Regions from separate parts of the Homo sapiens genome. Here region 1 is linked to region 2. Evidence: read pairs that join two places in POLR2A ChIA-PET (ENCODE). Cell type or tissue: OCI-LY7. All regions are shown on one strand. Region 1 overlaps MAP2K5 (mitogen-activated protein kinase kinase 5). Region 2 overlaps IQCH-AS1 (IQCH antisense RNA 1).

Evidence for each region. Peaks named below come from ENCODE experiments on the same cell type or tissue, not always from the same donor. Only the 100,000 strongest peaks of a DNase experiment are listed, where the experiment ranks them.
Region 1: POLR2A ChIA-PET joins it to region 2 with 5 read pairs; 2 of 35 experiments call an interaction of 5 or more read pairs at or near these places.

What each region holds. Positions count from the first base shown.
Region 1 is chr15:67,584,026-67,586,525 of GRCh38, forward strand. It overlaps MAP2K5 (mitogen-activated protein kinase kinase 5), which reads left to right. Exons shown (of 22, transcript NM_145160.3): 5 at 1,865-1,905. Among named protein-coding and RNA genes, the nearest start is that of MAP2K5, 43 kb to the left of the region's middle. In OCI-LY7, no CTCF peak of the experiment used is centred here; no DNase peak of the experiment used is centred here.
Region 2 is chr15:67,504,968-67,507,467 of GRCh38, forward strand. All of the region lies in intron 2 of IQCH-AS1 (IQCH antisense RNA 1), which reads right to left. Among named protein-coding and RNA genes, the nearest start is that of C15orf61, 15 kb to the right of the region's middle. In OCI-LY7, no CTCF peak of the experiment used is centred here; a DNase peak (open chromatin) is centred at 1,204.

The sequences.
Region 1 (2,500 bases), 79 kb after region 2:
GGCATGAGCCACCATGCCTGGCCATAATTCTGATGTAATAACATGTTCTCCTCATTCCAAGTAGCACAGTTGCCTTGGATAGTAACTCCCAGGTCATGGCTAAGTCCTCTACATTGTTAAAAGATATGTTAAATATTAATAAGTGTGAACATTGACTAGCTTTATAGTAATTCCTGACCCGATAACTTTAGGAAATATGAGGTTACTGGGTTTTTTGACTGCTGTTTACATCTCCAGTTATAAAAGTTTGAGAAGTCAATTGAGGAGTGAGGCAGATGTTAAGGTTAGAGATAAGAGTTGATGTTTGTCTCTGATTCCTTGGCTAGCCACTTTGTTTAAATGAAATTTATGAATGCACTGCTTACTTCAGTGGAAATATTTTGAAGTGTTGTCTTAGGAAGTATTGATGGTCCCTCAAGGACCAGACGTCAAATGCATGTGACTGTAGTTCAAAAGGTTAATTTCCATTTTAAGGAAAGAAGATTTTGAGTCTTAATTTTAATGCATTTTAGAAAGGCAAGTAAAAACATTTTGTTATGGTTTAGATATATTTTCTAGGAAAAATAACATAATAAATTTGAGTATATTTGGAATATACAAAATGAAAGCAACTGCAGTGTTTTGTAATTATTACCCATATCTTCTCCTTTTTTTTTTTTTTTTTTTTTTTTGACACAGAGTCTCGCTCTGTCGCCCAGGCTGGAGTGCAGTGGCGTGATCTCAGCTCACTGCAAGCTCTGCCTCCTGGGTTCACAACATTCTCCTGCCTCACGACATTCTCCTGCCTCAGCCTCCCGAGTAGCTGGGACTACAGGCGCCCGCCACCATGCCCAGCTAATTTTTTGTATTTTAGGTAGAGACAGCGTTTCACCATATTGGCCAGGTTGGTCTTGATCTCTTGACCTCATGATCAGCCCACCTCAGCCTCCCAAAGTGCTGGGATTACAGGCTTGAGCCACTGCACCCAGTCATTACCCACATCTTATTATTAAACAGCTCTATTTCTTGTTGTCAGAAACAGGAAAACGACATGTACATCTGAGAGAGGAGCAAAAAAAAAAAAAAAAAAATCAAATTAATTCGTCCCCAAACAATCAATCAAAATTGATGGCCCCTTAACATACAATTTGTAGGGCACTATAGTTTTCAAATAGAAGCAGTCTATAACATGGGCAGGAGGCTTTTGTATTTTTAACATTTGTTGAAGAAGCATTTGCTGAATTGGAAAAGTACTAACCTGTAACTCAAGATGGTGTCAGGAAATTAATATTCTTTTTTCCTGGCACTGCCTTATCTCTAGGACTAAATCTTAGCATATGTCAAGATTTGCAAGAAATGTAATAAAATTAGTTATATATCTGTATTTTAATACATTTGACTGCTTATGGCTGTGCAAAGTAGTATTCAAACTAGAATGTTCCATCGTAGAATCCCTAGCAATCTTTTTGGCATTAAAACATCCTTTTCTCACCCCGCTTGCTCACAAAAAAATCCCTTAGCTCTTTTCAAAGTAGTTTAAGTGATAGCAGATATACAATGTAATAGAATGAGGACAGATTGCAGAAATTTGAATTATGAAAGGAATCTAATCATTTTAGCTCAGTTAACTTGATTTTTATATGTTTTAAGCAGAAATTGGAATTTATATGAGGTGGTGTCAGAAAGCTCTTTGCATTTATAAATGCTCACTCCTGCAAGTTAAAACCCTGGTTCATAATTCCCACTTTGGGTCTTGGGAGCCACTTTTCAATCATTTCTCTCTGCTAATTTTGGTGTCACCCTCATTTCTTTTTAAACGATTCATTTTGAGCAAATTTGTAAATGGCCCTGATGTGTTCTACAATTTAGTCAATTACTGTTTCAGCCTGCAAGCCTCCTGGGGAACGGAACATACATGGCCTGAAGGTACGAATTTCAATAATTGTTTCAGTAAAGTTAGATGGATTTGTAATGCTGTGTTCCACTTATTGAAATGTCAAATAAAACTGCACTTTCTCAAGCTCTGACAAGCGATCCTTTTATTTTTTTTAAATGGGAGGTGGAGGGGGATTCATCTGTAGTATTTGCTCAGTATGTGTATATATTTGCATACTGGGGGTTTGGTACTGTATTTTCAATTATTTGGAATTGTTTTGTTGGTCAGTGTCTTCAGGATAATCCTAGGTGCTGGTATCTACAAAGATTTTAGTAAGAATATAGACTTCATTTCAGTGATTAATTAAGCACATAAGCATATTGCACATGGAATACCCTCTCTTGACATATTTATGCTAGAAACATATATCTAGTTAATGTCTTTTCATTCTGTGTATTTTGAATTCTGGATTTCTGTTTAGGGCTTCACATCTGAAAGAAAAGCTGGCTTTTGTATTAGGCTCAAATATTTCATAATTAATTATTTGGACCTCATTTTTTAGTGAATAAGAAACATTCTACATACAGTGTTCTGCTTGGTTGCAGAGCTGGAAGGATATAACTTGAGGTTCACTACTAACCCCTG
Region 2 (2,500 bases):
TGGCTAATTATAGCTCCCAGAAACAAAAGGCCACACCCAAGTTTACTGCAATCGCCTCATAAGGAATGTTAGGATGAAATCATGGTCCCATAAACTCGACAGCAAAACCGCAGACCCTCCATTGGTTGCGAAATAAACTCCAAATCAAAATTAAAATTTTGATTCATTTAAAGATTCATGCCACTTTGTTTCCCAGGAGAGGACACAAAATACTTTGCGATCATTGAAAAACTCAAAATGATTTAGGAACATGCTCTTTGTTTCCAGATTCCCTTTCCACGCTTTTCATTTTCTTGGGCTTTATTTTTCCAAGTTGAATATCTATAAACACATTGCTAAGCCAAAAAATTAGATCGTTTGCAACAATAGTGAAGAATCTAAAGGTCTAAATGTTCAATAATAGGGTATTGTTTTAAAAATATGAAATATCTACATTAAAGACTTCTATACAGCCATTCAAAAATCATGTTTCTACACCAACCATACAACCCAGCCATTCCACTCCTAGGTATTTGCCCAAGAGAAAAGAAAGCATATGTCCATACAAAGACTTGTACAGGAATGACCAAAGCAACTTGGTTTACAATACCCCAAGGCTGGAAACAACCCAAATGTCCATCAGCAGATGAGTGAATTAAAAAATACTGGGATATCCATAAAATGGAACACCATTGAGCAATGAAAAGAAATAAACTATTAATAAATCAACAGCATAGAAGAATCTCTATGTTGAATGAAAAAAATCAGACAAAAAACGTACATACCTATTTAACATTCTAGAACATAAAAACTATAGTTAAGTAGTAACCTGAGGATGGGAGATGGGGTGGGAATAGGGTGAGGAGGAGGAGGAGGAAGAAGATTACAAAGAGGCAGAAGGAAAATGCTGGGTGATGGGTATTTTCACTATACTGACATACAAATGATTTATTGGATATATATAGATGTCAAAACTTATCTTGTACACGTTAAATACTGTCAAAGATAAATAAGACTGGACACTAGTAAAAGTGGTAAGGACAGATTTTAATCAGTAATACACTATTGCAATAGGGAAAAGGGTCCAGTGTAAACTGAATTCAACTTCAATTTCTAGAGAGGTGACTGGGCATTGTAAGGGGAGAATGAGGGAATAGAAGAGGGGACAGTGGCTGCTCGGTAGAGTAGGGAAGTGAGAAATAAAAACCAGGAAGCAGGGTTGGTTCATGTGAAACTCATCTGGTTTTGCTAACTGACACAGAAGTTAGGCTCCTATCCTCCCACAGAGACTGGGAGACGGGGGCCCTAATTTAGGATTGGCTACAAGAAAGTATTCTTTTTGCAGCCTGGAGTTTTCTCAGGCAGGTATTTTAAGAGGGTGCTAGGGTCATCTTAGGCTTGCAGCCTTGAGCTATTAGAAACTATGTTAATGTTTGTTCAAGTCTTCATAGGCCAAGGTTAAGGCCTGGTCAAGAAGAGGGCTGGGAGGAGCCTGGCTGGAGTTTAGTCAAGGAGAGAATCTTTGTCAATATGTGCAGTTTATGAATGTCAATAATACCTCAAAAAGCTGTTTTTTAAAAATCGTGTATTAGGAGAATATGTTATAAGTGAAATTATATTCATTAAAATAAAATGTTATTACTAAATAAACATATTTTAAAATGTTTTCAATAGCATGAAAACTATTGTTTTTATTCTAAGCGTAATGCCCTTTGTCTAAATACTCTAGAATTCACATCCAGACCATGTCTTTGTTGCCATACCTAATCAACTCTGTGCCATACCACAGAGAATGCATAAAAGGGCAAATGCCTCCACTCACCTGCAAATATTTGGAAGGACAGAGTAGTGATTATGTGGCATCTGTAGGTATTCTAAATGGGTATGGAATATGTATGACATCTATTTCAGATTTAAATGTCTTAATGGGTTTTAGTTTCAGCTCTTTCCTTAATAAACAAATAATTTCTCTTCCTTAGTTCTCAGGTTTCTGATACATAAAATAGGAAAGAGGAACTGATATTTAAGCTTCCTTCCAGCTCTGATGTTCTACAATTCTATGCCACCGTCATCGATGTATATAAAAGAGACAGAATTGCTGTTGTTGTTGCTGTTGTTTAATTTCTTATTTTTTTAAGATGGAGTCTCACTCTATCACCCAGGCTGGAGTGCAGTGGCGTGAGCTCAGCTCACTGCAACCTCTGACTCCTGGGTTCATGTGATTCTTCTGCCTCAGCTTCCTGAGTAGCTGGGACTACAGGCGCCCACCACCACACCCAGCTAATTTTTCTATTTTTAGTAGAGATGGGGTTTCACCATGTTGGCCAGGCTGGTCTCAAACTCCTGAACTCAGGCGATCCACCCGCCTCGGCCTCCCAAAGTGCTGGGATCACAGGCAGGAGCCACCGCGCCCAGCCAAAATTTTATATATCATGCAAGGAGGTGGTTTCTTCTTCCAGCTTTCTTCCATTTATTGGAAACAATGGATGAAAATATTTTGAAAATACTTTGCCCCTTAAAC